Regions from separate parts of the Homo sapiens genome. Here region 1 is linked to region 2. The links are chromatin contacts, found by Hi-C or POLR2A ChIA-PET in ENCODE. All regions are on one chromosome and are shown on one strand. The core of a region is the stretch at or near the end of the contact, and the rest is flanking DNA. Distances in the headings are between cores, read along the strand shown.

What was found. A loop is a pair of places that touch in the nucleus more often than their neighbours do. ChIA-PET counts read pairs that join two places held with the same protein, here RNA polymerase II (POLR2A). Pooled maps may share reads with other maps.
Region 1: a pooled map shows a loop between it and region 2 (2.4-fold over the local background). The contact joins two enhancer-like sites. A Hi-C loop is called at or near these places in 2 of 168 maps with a recorded cell type or tissue (Calu3 and IMR-90) and 7 of 50 pooled maps. POLR2A ChIA-PET finds 5 or more read pairs at or near these places in 3 of 52 experiments (CD4-positive, alpha-beta T cell, PC-3 and PC-9).

What each region holds. Positions count from the first base shown.
Region 1 is chr15:99,703,544-99,710,121 of GRCh38, reverse strand. It overlaps MEF2A (myocyte enhancer factor 2A), which reads right to left. Exons shown (of 12, transcript NM_001319206.4): 10 at 3,267-3,393. Among named protein-coding and RNA genes, the nearest start is that of LYSMD4, 27 kb to the left of the region's middle. Within about 2 kb of position 1,366, at least 24 of the 41 ENCODE cell types and tissues checked have a DNase peak (open chromatin) inside an H3K27ac peak, as active enhancers do; they include PC-3, where a contact is called at or near this core.
Region 2 is chr15:99,472,028-99,478,462 of GRCh38, reverse strand. No RefSeq gene overlaps it. Among named protein-coding and RNA genes, the nearest start is that of LINC03080, 40 kb to the right of the region's middle. RefSeq lists silencers at 1,585-1,879, 3,065-3,359 and enhancers at 2,787-3,462, 3,463-4,139. Within about 2 kb of position 1,827, at least 23 of the 41 ENCODE cell types and tissues checked have a DNase peak (open chromatin) inside an H3K27ac peak, as active enhancers do; they include PC-3, where a contact is called at or near this core.

The DNA of each region.
Region 1 (6,578 bases), core at 117-2,616, 230 kb before region 2:
ATTCAAATAAGAGGCCATCATTAAAGAGTGTTCTGTACAATTGTTACTTTAAATATGCCTGCCACTACCCTTTGGAACAAAGAGAAACACTCAACCTCAACCAGAGTGAGTTTGAATCAGCAAGTCTTAATGAAGCAAGGGGTTGGGGGACAGGGAATAGGGGACAGGAAAGACAGAATCCCTACATGGGGTGCCAAGCTCAGTGACATCATTACACAATTAGTAAGCGCATTTGTTTAAAGTACCTAGACTGTCGCAAACTCCCTGACAGCATGCAAGAGTTTCAACTTCATGAAAAAACTCGGTGTCCTAGAGTATACCCAGCTCATATCATATGAATGCTTCAGTCGTAATCACTGGGACCAAGATTTAGGACGTTAGTTATCACTCACACGGGGAGTTATTTCAGCTCATCATTAACACTTGTCTTTCTCACTTGGTTCCAAAGAGAGGTGGCAAAACTCTTCTACTTTTATCTTCTTTCTCATGTCTCAAGAGAGGTGTTTAAAGAAATTGGTCTTCCTAGTGAATTAACATTTTAAAAAAGGAACGGAGTTGAAGCGACACAGCTGGTGCTCAGGGCTGTCCTGACTCTGCCCTTGTCATTCTATACACTCCCATGGGCTGGGGCAAGGACCCGTCACACTGACGCCTTCCCCAGTGCTCCCTCCGGCCCACAGTCTCCTTCGACCTCTAGATCTTTTAAACGACCTAGTGCCATGTCCATTTGGACGCCACTCCAAACGCCACACATCTGACATGGCCCATCCTTTCCTGCAAACCTGTTCCTCCTTAAGTACTCTTAGTACATGGCACCAACATGCACCCAGCAGCTCGTGCAGAAGCCCATGGGTGTTATCCTTGCTACTTCCCTTCCCTCTCACTCCCAACATCAATTTCCAGGTCTGAGCAATTCTATCTGCTCTCTCTCAAGCCTGCCCAGGTCTCACCATCTCTACTGCCACCTCTCTAGTCTATGCTATCAGCACCCATTGCTTGGACCACTACAGTAGCCTCTGATGTGGCTTCCTGGCATTGCCTTTTAACCCTATATACAGCAAAGACATCTTTTTAAAATAACAAATATGGTCATGGCACTCCTCTACTTCAAAAGTTTTTTATGGCTCCCCAATGCTCTCCGGACAGTTTCCAAAATCCTTGACATAGTCTACAAATCATTACTTACCTCTCTAGTCTCAATTCTAACCACCCACGCTCTGTCCCCATTCCTTCAGCCCCGTCCCGCCCGCAAACTCCTAGCCTTTGTACAGGCACACCCTCTCCCAAGAGCACTCTGCCTCCTCTGCCTGGCTGAGTCACGCATGTTCCTTCCTGTCCGAGCTGAGACACAGCCCTTGACACAACTGCAGCAGCTTATCCCTAGAGCTGTGTGTCTTGTGCCTTCCCCCCAGGCTTCACTGCTGACTGCACTCCTGCATTTCCAGTGCCTGGCACAGTGCCTGCCACACAGCAGCTGCCTGATAAATATTTGCTGAATAGATGTGGAAATAAGTTAAAAACAACATGGTAAACTTCAAACAGAGTAAGTGTTACGAGAAAGAGAAGAAAGATAAAGTCGGTCAAAAGGTGGCATGAGACTGACGCTAAGCGACTGATGATTTTGAGAGCCTGCCTCCATTTTTATATGCTTTGGTAATTTCTTTTATACTTTTAAAAAATAAATTCCCAATTCAATGGCATTTCTAAAAATAAGTATAGTGGAATTTCTAAGTATACTGAAAAACCTGTAATGAAACGGTCAGTAAACCATAATCTGACACCCAGTTCAAGCTCCCTCTTCTCAGCCAATACACCTTTGAACAGTATAGCTTTGCCCTCCCTTCTCAATTCTCAGAGTATAAATTCACAATCACAACAATTCAGGACTTCCCCTCCACGGTTACCCACTTAGGTATGTCCTGCCTCCTCACTTGGAATAAACTTGGAGAAAGCTATGTCCCTAGTACAGTCTCTCACAGAGCAGGTGATCAATGCGTCGAAACAGAATTTCTATGAATGCTTCATCCCTGGCTTTACTCTGGAACCTTGTTCTGTGCAAGGCACTAATAACAGGCTATGATTCACAATCCCTAAGATAGTATGCAGTTGACAAATTTGGGCATTATTTTTCATACTAACGGTTGGAAAAGTAATGGATATTTCCTAAGAGACTTTTTTTTTTTCAATAAAACCTTTTATTGTTGATTCTGTTTTAAAAGAACTTCTTAGAATTCAAGTGGCAATCAAATGTTATCAACGCTCTGTCCCCTCACGTAGCTGCGGACAGCAGTTTCAAAGTTCTGTGCCAAAGCATTTACCCTGAAGGCTAAAATCAGACCATCTTTACCACAGTCTACTTATGACACTCAGGAGAATCATAATAACTTCTCTGCATTGCAGTCTCTGAGTAATGGGCAAGGGAGAATTGAACTACTGCCGTCTTCCTCTGAAGCATCAGGTGTTTGGCTCAGCTGATGAGAAAGCGAAACCACATGTGTTTTCCACTCCTTCTTAGATTGGTAAATTTAAATGAAACCAGCTGCCCTCGATTCTCCATACAGTCTGCTTGGCTAAAAGCACTCCTACGATCACTGTAATATTCTTAAACTTTCCTAATACAACCCCAAATTAGGGCATTTTAAGATGAAATGCCTAAATAAACATAAATGAAGGAAAAGCTCCCCTCAAAGGCAGAGTGACTGGCTCCGAGGAGAAATCAGAACAGCCCTTGTTTTGCCCCTCAGGTGCACATGACATGGACCAAGCTAGTGGTTACAGGGAGGAAAACAGCCTGTTCGACACAGCCAAACGTCGGCCACCTCCTGAAGTCTCAGGTCCAAAGGGATTCATGTCTTTCCCAAAGCAGGTTAACACAGCATAAAGACAAACATCTTATTTTAAAAGCCTGGAAAAGCGTGATACTGTATGAAGAGAAACTACATCAGCAATACTCAAGCAACAGGCTGCTCCCCTCTTGGCTTGATGCATGTCACCATTTTGCTATCATCCACGTGGCTTTGTGTCAGGGGTTAAGTGAAAGTTCACACTGGAGAAGCCGGAATAACTTACTCATCGCACTATCCACACTATCCATTTTGTTTGTAATTTTTTCAAGGCTAGCACATTGAAAAATACATCCTAATTTAAATCTAAAAAACTGGAAATAGTTTATTTCAATAAATATACTTAAAAAAAATCACAGAAGCACACGTTGATCACAAAACAGAGAGCGGTAAAACCTACGGAAGGCACCAGAGCAGGCTCACCAGTGTTGTAGGCAGTCGGCATTGCTGAGTACACAAGTCCTTGCGGAGGCAAGCTTGGGGTTGTCACAGACACGACTGGGGTAGCAAGAGGTTGAGTGGCTTGAGAACTACTGATCCTCTGGGTATTCTGTGAGATCAAAAAAGAGAAAATGTGTTCTGATGTGGTATTTATGTTGACTTAAAAATCACTTTCAATTTAAGTGACATTTTTCACAGTTTCATATGAATGTCATTTTCTGAAGCACTGATGATGTGAAAACTTCAAAAATACTAGTGAGAATAACTAAATATTTAATTTGAAGGGTCCTATTTTTACATTAATTCTTTTAAAATAGTTGATTAGTGTCAGACACCCCACGTTAAAATAGGAACTTCTGTTACAGGCATTAGCACTTCTATTTGTTGCACAAAATGAGGACTTGATGCCACTACAAATACTGTCAGACTCCCCTAAATGAAGTATGTGTAGGTTTTAAATACCTGATGATGGCAAAGGTCATCTGTATATATAGGGATTGTACGTCTATGAGTATAGGAATCAAAACTACTTTTCTTTGCGGTATTATTTACGTGTTAACACGGTTTGAAGTCATGGCTTATTGGGTGCAGCTTGTATTCTTATTTCTTTCTCTCCAATCATGCAGTTGACCTATTTTTTAACAACAGATTCGGACATGTATCCCTTCATAGTCCCCTGGCCTTCTGTAGCAGAGGCTTTGAGTAGAGAATTTTGAATCAAGTACTGCCGACAGGGCAGTGGAAGAGCAATATTAAATGCTTTTTGCCAACTGGATGCATCTGTGTAGCATCCTATCCATGCTGGGAATGGATAAAAAAAATTCAACTATTAAATAATCCAGTTAGTCTAAGACAGTCATTGTCCTTAACGTGTAGGAGTACGACAGAAGCAGTTTCTCGCCAAACTGGCTTAAGGTAACGGTTTTTGAAAATCAAAGATCAGAGGAACACAACAGACTCTGTGTCACTAGCACATAAGAAAGCCACAGCACAACTCTATTTGTTTTTTATAAATTATGTTACAGCCTGATAACTGACATTCGGGGGTCTGAGCCAAATCAGTAAAGTATAATTCAGTGCCTTTGAGATTATGAAGAGTTAGAATGTGATTCCATTTTCTCTATCACAATTTTCAAAAGGGTACATCAGACAAAAAGGCCTTTGGCTAGATGTAGACACTTACAAACATTCGATGAGGATCCTGATCTCAGTTTATTTCTTTTTAATTTCTACTTTCTAACCTAGGTTAGAAGATGTGAGAAAGATCATGTGGATGTGGATGTATTGCCTGAGTTTCTGTCCCAGATTCACCATTTCCTAGGCATTGGGAAAATAATTTGACCTCTCTGAACTTCTTCATTGTCAAATAAAGAAGATATAGCAATCTTTGTCCTGGCTGCCTTGCACAGCTACTGTGAGAATCAAATGAGGTTACTATGTCAGAAGTGCTTTCATAACTGAAGTACTACACAAATATAAGATAATATCCTTATTGTCCTAAGAAACCCTCTGTCCCAAATTTCTATATAACTGGTGGGAAAAAAGATACATATTTTTATTCCTTCTAATCCATAGCCTAGTCTACTGCAGCTTTCATGAAGTCAAGTTGTTCTAGTATTGCTCGGCTTCTAAAGGAATCTGTCGCTGGTCTTAACAGTACAGTCTTTAGTGCAGGCCCCAGGGCACCTGTCCTTCTGCACTTCGGATCAGAGTCATCCACAATTATACTTTAGAGCTCAAGGCAAGCTGAACAACTTTCTAAGTTGTAACGGACTGTGCTTCTGATTATATTTTGGTTCTGGCACATAAAGTTCTGCATTTTTAATTGATTAAGTTTTAAATAATATAAATGGCTGTTTATAAGTTTTTAGGTATGTATTTTAAAGTCTTCAAGGACCTAATATATTTATCTCTGAGGTTCTGTAATTACAGATGTACTCTGAGGAATGTGGAAAATCAATGTATGCCAGTTCGGAATATATTTTAGTCTCAGCATCAAGTTTATAAATTTAATGACTTTTCGAGATAGAGATCTACTTTGGACTTAATTTCTTCTTTAATATTTAGTCTGGAACTTCATAAGTCCAATCACTAGGTGAAAGAATACAGTATGACATAGTTTGGCCTGGACCCTACCTACTCCATGGCATCATCTTCATGCAATCTCCTGGCATGTCTTCAAAAGCAGTGAAGACTTCAAACACTAGTTCCACTCATCTAAGCTCCTCATCTCAACGGCACTGAGTTCTACAAGAGTGAGTGATTTTCAGAACCACAAGAGGGCAGTATAGTGCTAGATAATTCATGGACGCATTCACAACTCCTTGAACAGTGAGGTCTAACCTAAGGTGAATTATTTTAGCTTGAATTATAAACTCTCATTTACTGATCATTATGGTATCATTAAGTAAAGTGTTTCTCCAAAAGATATTCATAATATAATTCAAAACATTTACAGCTGACTAGAATATTTCAGTTGGCCAATACAAAACTACACCCAAAACTGTGAGTGATCACAAAGCTAAATAAAGAACAATCTCGTATTTTAAGGGGAACAGATAACCTTCTTTGAAAAGAAAACAAACTGTGCAAAACACACCAGCATGCATAAACATGGAATATTAAAACCAACGGATGCCTTCCTCCCCCATGCTTTCATGCACTCTTAACCTTTGTCCATGCTAAGAAACATTTTCAAGTTTTTATTCCCCTTAAAGTCCTTTAATTAGCAGCTGACTTTGAAATTATATGATGACTCCTGTGAGGTTTTGGTTTTAGTTCCTAAAGAAGAAATAGATCAACTGCAAGCTGCTTTTAGTCAAGTTTATTTTCTAGAGGAAAAGCCAACAGAAAACGTTTGTTTTGGAAAAAGGGCAATAGTTGCTTTTAAGAAAAGAGCGCCTTCTGATAGAAAAGTAAACTTATATACACATTCAATTACAGACATTCCTTTTAGTAAACAGGGAACCCCCTTGTGGTTCAGGCTGTATCATGCAGGATGAAATAATTCCAACGCTGAAAAAGGTGACCTCACCAAAAATGATGTAATCTTTTTGAAAGAGAAACAACACAACATCGTGTGTTACAATCTGAGGAACTTCGAGGGTGAAGTCATTTTCTAAAAATATTTCAATAATTTGGAGAGCTATATAAGGTATTTTGTATCTTTCCTTAAAAAAAAAATTAACAAGTATCCTATGCTCATGGACAGCTACTGTTTTTAAAGGCTCTATTCCAATGTTCCCTCCAACAAATAAAATGGGTCAACACATACAATTATAAATAGAAAAACTA
Region 2 (6,435 bases), core at 578-3,077:
GGCACCCCTAGAAAATGAATATAATTGTTACACAAGAAGTCTGACTACCCTGAGGCCCATGAGGAAGCCCAGGCCACATGGGGAGGACGCTTCTGTGTATTCTGGTGACAGCTCCAGCTGTGGTCCCAGCTGACAGCCAGCATCAACCACCAGACACGTGGGCAAAAATGTCTCCAGATTGTTCCAGCCCCCAGCTGTCAAGTCACATCCCCCAACCCTTGTTTTCAAGCGTCCCCAGATGAAGCCCTAGACACCATGAAGCAAGTAGACGCTGTTGCACCTTGTCCGAATTCCCGAAGCACAGCATCTGTGAATACAATAAATGGCGGCGTTATGCCACCAAGTTTGGGACTTTATGCAGCAACACTAACAGGAGTAGCCTCACACCTAATGAGGGCCCCAGCCAGGCTCTGAGCCAGGGCTCTGGCCGTGGACTGCAGGCCTTTGCTCTGCTCTCTCATGCAAGCTCAGCAGCATTGCTTTCTCAGAGGGTGCCCAGGTAGGAAGATCTTTGCTGAGTCTTCTCTCCAGGGAAGCAGGGCTGGCCCACGTGGGCTTAGACTCTGGTTCACCTGTGGTTAACCTCCTTTCAGGAAGCCATCTCCCCAGCTTCGTTCTCCAAGCTTGGAGAGCGGGCCAGGCTCCTGAAGGCAGCCATCAAGTGTGACCTCATCGAAGTATGGCTTGAACCTGTTCTCAGGGTCATTTGGCTGATGAGTTTGTGCAACATCAGGGCTGTCGGGAGGCAGAATATGAGCTGGATGTCTGACCACCTGGGTTTAAATTTTGGCTGTGCAACACTAGCTGTGTGGCCTTGGGAAGTTATAATAACCTCCCTGAGCCTGTTTCTTCAACTGCAAAATGGGGACATAATAGCACCCACCTCATAGGGGTTCTAGTGAAGCTCAGACAAGCCATTTTCTTGTGAATCATGGAGCAGGGGTCTGCCTAGCACAGGGTCAGTCCACAGCCCATGTTAGCTACTGTTGCTAGTCATCAATATCAACTGTTTACTTGTAGGGATTTGTTTGTTCTCTCCAATGCAGACTATTTTAGTGCCTGGAAGCATCCTTGCGAAGGAGAAAAGTAGCTTAAAATAAACCCAAGAATGTTGAGTTCTTTCAAAAGTTAATTTACAAAATAAAAAGGTTCCAGACAAATCTAAGGTAGCATTGTTATTACGGGTTTTATTGTTCCAAACAACCTTGAAAAACTAACTCTGGAGCTCCAAAGGGTAGCAATTAGGCCTCTGGTGAGAGCCCTCAAAGTATTTAAAGCCTTGCCAAGGCACTCATGGCTTCACTTCCTTCCCCATTTTGTGGTCGCCGTGTCTGCCTGCATCCCCCACCAGGGCCCAGGCGGGAGCGTGGGGAGGGCCGCGCGGTCTCCCCGCTGCTGCAGGAAACGCTGCCTGCTGTCTGAAGACTCCCAGAAAGAGAAGGCTGAGAGGGTGACTCAAAGTGAACCATCTCCTCCCCCAACCCACGTCCCCCACCCTGCACGCTGCACCGTGACAAGACCCCTCTTCTGAGCCCAAGACTGAATCACGGCTCAGGGCCCTGGGATGCTCACACACCCCTTTGCCCAGCGCTGGCCAAGAGATCCAACTGCACGGTGGCTTCATGGGTCTGAGCTAATTCCCTCCTGAGCTGCAGCTTACCCCACGGCAGCACTTCGTCAGAAACAGTCTCTGGGCTTGCTGCTGGCAGGCTGCTTGCTGGCTGTGAAGTCTTCATCCTGCTCTATGCGAGGCAAGGCTTGTCCAAATATTTGGCTTGATCCTGCTTTCTGATTCATCATGTGCAGGAACCTCCGTAATTTCATCTACTGCGTGACTCAGACAAGAGCTGAACACAAGTGCCGTGCACCGGAGCCCCGGAGCCTGCACAGAGGCCAGGCCTGCATCTTCCCGGGCAAGCCTCCTGGGCTTGGGGAGAGATGCTGGCACTCTCAGGATCAGCTAGCCTGAGATTAAATCTCTTTTGTCTGAGATGATTAACAGAGCCCCAAACACGCCTCGACACAGGGTGTGAGGTGCACTTTGTACCTTTTCCAAGATTTTTTTTTTCTTTTTTAGTGCTAAATCCATTTGCATCTCATAAATTATACTGGCTTCCAAAATGAAGTGTTCCTGACAGCCGCAGGCAGGGTGTGGGTTCCATTGAAACGCTTTTCCCTGTCGTCCCCTCTCTCACTCTGAGACCCTAGAAGATATCCTGCTGATCTTCTAAAGGAGGAGGGGAGGCAGTGAGTGACCTAGATTTCAAATCAGAAAGACAGGTAGAGCCAGCTCGCCTGTCTTCAAAAGGCTGCCCGTGCACTGGGTTCTGGGGTTTTGGAAGGAGCCAGAAGGAAGATGTTCCCCGGGCTCCTACCCAGATGCTCCTGCTTATAGGTAACGTGGTCATTTTCTCCTTCAGCAGGTTTTTCAGCTTAAGAAAGGCCACAGGTTGGGCCAGTGGGGCCCGCGAACCCCCTCGGTGCCCCTAGGTAATGCTATCTGGGGTGGGGAGGGAGGGGAAGTAGAGAGTGATTGACAGTAGAGGTGAGGCACTCCTTGTGGAGGTGGTGGGGCAAGGGAAGGGGACCTCCGGACAGGGGGTCTGAACCCTCCTTCCACCACTCTCCAGCTCTGTGGCTTTGGACAAGTGACTCGCCCTCTCTGAGCCTCTGTTTCTTCATGCACTCATTCATTTCCTGGGTATCGCGTCTGTGCCAGGGCTAGGCCACCCCATTGGCGCTTAGGTTCTAGACATTACACAGTCAACACAGCCCTGTGCCTCTAGAGCACGTCCAGTGGTGGGTGAAAACCAAGCAGAGGACAGAGTTTGGTTCAGGCCAGAACCACACGGCCGTCAGTGAGCTAGGCCAGGGCTGGGCAGACGAGGGGTCCAGCACAGAAGACTGAAGAGGTGCAGCCAGGGAGGCAGGAGGGACCCAGGGAGAGTGACAAGAAAGGGGAGAATGCACACCCCACACAGTGGGAGCTCAGGACATGTCGCTGCTGCTGTTATTATTTGATCGCTGTCAGTGGGCGTGGCAGTATGCTTGGGGCGAGGATGCTGAAGGGAAGGGAAAAGAAGAGCTGGAGGAGGGTGGCTTCGCAGCCAGGGTAAATAGCACAGCCAGATGGCTGCCATCATTTCCCGCCACTCCAGTCGCCCTCCTGCCTCCAAGTCACAGGCAGGCTTCACTTTGCGCCATGACCCGAAGGTCAGCAGGCTGGGGTTTCACAAGTGGGCGTTCCAGGTCCGGGGCCCGCACAGGGAGCACTCCGTCCATGGTCAGGCCTCCAAGTTCCCATCCAGGAGCAGCTGCCGGAGCTCTGGCCCATCCCAGGGGGCCCCAGCTGCTGTCAGCCTGGAGTGGGTCAGAGTGTGGGGGTGAGAGAGGCAGGCCCACCGGGGACAGGGGCAGCTGTCCTTGCCCTAAGGATCTGAGTCACACTCGGGCCAGGGAGCCACGGCCAGGGGCACTCCAGGCTCTGCGGGGGGGGCGTGCAGAAGGTGTGGTGTGTATAGTCACACATGCATATGTCAATGTAGTGTATGCGTATACTGTACGTATATGTGATTCTTTTATCGGTATATTCATAGGTTTATTGAATTTCCATATCCTAGATAGTGGCTATCGTTTATCACCTTTTTCTAAGCAGGGAGAAACAAGACTCAGAGAAGTCCAAAGAAACTAAGCCGAGAAGCAGACAGCAGAACAAAATTTCAAGCCCCACGTTCTGCGCCTTCGGGCAACGGCCATGAAACAAGAGGTCACAGCCGCGGAATGGCTTGAGCCCCAGCTCTCATCACAGATTTCGTTATGCTCCAATGGTAGAAACAAAGGGAAGGTTTTGTGTCTCCTGTTTTTAAGGTTGAGAGAGAGCCATAGAAGGGGACAGAGCTTAAACAAGGCCCCCTCCTGCCTTTCTCCTGCGTAGGCAATGCTGGCCCAGTGGCCCCATCCACTGGGTGTCCCTGTGCCCTGGGCTCCTGGAGGAACCCTGCTGACCAGAGGAGCTCCCCGAAAAGCCCACACTCAGCACTTTTCACCCCCTTCCCTTCCCCTTTCACTTCCTGACACTATTTGGGGCTGTGTCTGCCTCCTCCAAGGGCACAGCGTTCCTCACTCATCTGGGCGTCCCAGGGTGCCAGGCACGATGGCCTGCGATGGGGGCTCACTCTGGTCACTCACCTTTGTATCCACAGGGAAATGGGGAAGCTCTGCAAACCCGGGCCAGGGCACAGCTTGGACAATCTGTCACCAGTGTGCAGAGTCAGCTGAGAAACACAATCCTGCCCAGGCTTTCTGTGGCTGCGGCCAAGAGGGTAGGGCTGCTGGGCTGAAGGCTGTCAAGTGACTGGGCAAAAAAAGCCAGCCTCAGCCTGCATGGCCGCAGCAGTCCATCCTGCAACAGAATAATTCCTCTTAGTGGGAACAGGCCTCCCACGCTTATCACAAAGCGCGGGCTGCCTTTCCAATGCGGCTGGAGGAGATTTACAAAAAGAAAAGGAAGTCGCCCTTACATCTTGGGGAAGTTTAAAGACACCTGGAGAATGAAATCTTGGATTTTACTTTCCTGAAAGGCTGAGGCTAGGCATAATTCTCTGCCTTTGTTCCCCTCCTTTGTCTTGGTTAAATGTTCCTGGCCATACTGTACCTGTGGTTTTATTGTCGTCCTTTTTGGGAACAAGCAGGATATAAATCAGTCAGTGAAATTTTAGAATGTAGCTCTTTGGTCTAGCATCTAAGTAGATAAAGAAGAAACGGGCACTTAATAAGTGCCTCTGGAGGCTTGTGATTTGCATGGGGCTCCCAATGAAAGGTAAAGTCTTTGCTTAGAGGTTACACACACCGAATGCAGGGTGGTCCTCAGGCCTCTGGTCACAGCATGCACAGTGCTGGTGCCTCGATCTGCAAACCTGGTGCGCGCAGCCGCTGGGGACCATCTGCCCCAAGGCCACCCCAGGACTTATCAGAAAGGAGAAGAGTTGGCCGGGCGCGGTGGCCTGGTGATCACACCTGTAATCCCAGCACTTTGGGAGGCCGAGGCCGGTGGATCACGAGGTCAGGAGTTCAAGACCAGCCTGGCCAAGAGGGTGAAACCCCGTCGCTATGAAAAACACAAAAATTAGCTGGGTGTGGTGGTGGGTGCCTGTAATCCCAGCTGCTCAGAAGGCTGAGGCAGAGAATTTCTTGAACCTGGGAGGCGGAGGTTGCAGTGAGCTGAGATCACGCCACTGCACTCCAGCCTGGGTGACAGAGAGAGACTCTGTCTCAAAAAAAAAAAAAAAAGAAAAAGAAAGAAAGAAAAAAAAAGAAAAAGAAAGGGGAAGAGTCAAGTTTCCTGCTCCTTGCTGCAGCCGGCTTGATCAGTGCTCTAGAAAAGGGGGGTGGGTGTCTCCAAACAGCCCCTACCCCAACTTCTTGCCACTGTTGGCTTCCCCGGGTCTTTCTCAGTGCCAGGCAGGGGTCTGACAACAGCAGGGAGTCCAGGCCTTGGAAGGGTCCCCCCAGGCAAAAGCTGATTTGCCTGTCCCCATGCGGGGCACAGGGTGCTTGGAAGTGGTTGGGCCTTTGCAGGGGGGTGACCGCAAAAAGAAAGTGAGATGTGTTGCCGCCACAGCGGAGGGCTTGCCAGAGCCAGCATCAGAGTTGGTGGGTTCCCTGACGTATGGAAAAGATCCAGGGAAAAGTTGTAAAATACTGGGCAAAGGATTATATGGAATACTTTAAACACCTGAGCCAGGTTGTGGAGGGAAATAAGTGTTATGACAAGCCACACATCTGCAATCCCTGCCCTTTATCTGGGAGGGCAGGCGTGTTGAAAACCTTGAAGTGAAGTCAAGGTCAACATGCCGTCCTGAGTCATTAGCCATACACAGATTAGTAGGTTAATACAGAACAGTCTCCACAGATGAATTACACCCAGAAGCCCCGTCCTTGGTGTTGACACCGAAAGTTTCAGTTATCACAGGGAGAGCGATGTCTGCTTAATTTTGATAGGGCTTAATTATTATGATAAATGCCTTTGGAATTTAACCCTTTCATTCCACCTAGTGTTATGGCCTGTATGTCTGTGTTCCTCTGAAACTCATACGTTGAAACCTTAACCCCCAGTGGGATGGTATTAGGAGGTGGGCCTTTTGGGAGGTGATCAGGTTTAGGCAAGGTCTTGAGGGTGGTGCTCCCATGATGAGAGTAGTGTCCTTAGAAGAGAAAGACACTAGAAGTCTCTCTTCACCTGTGAGGATACAGTGAGAAGGCAGCTATCTATAAACCAGGAAGCTGGACCTCATCAGATCCTGGATCTGCTGGTGCCTCCAGAACTGGGAGAAATACATGTTTGTCATTTAAGCCACCCAGACTGCAGTATCTTGCTATAGCATCTCTAACTGACTGAGATACCTTATTAGAGCTCTCCAAAGAAACAGATCGAAT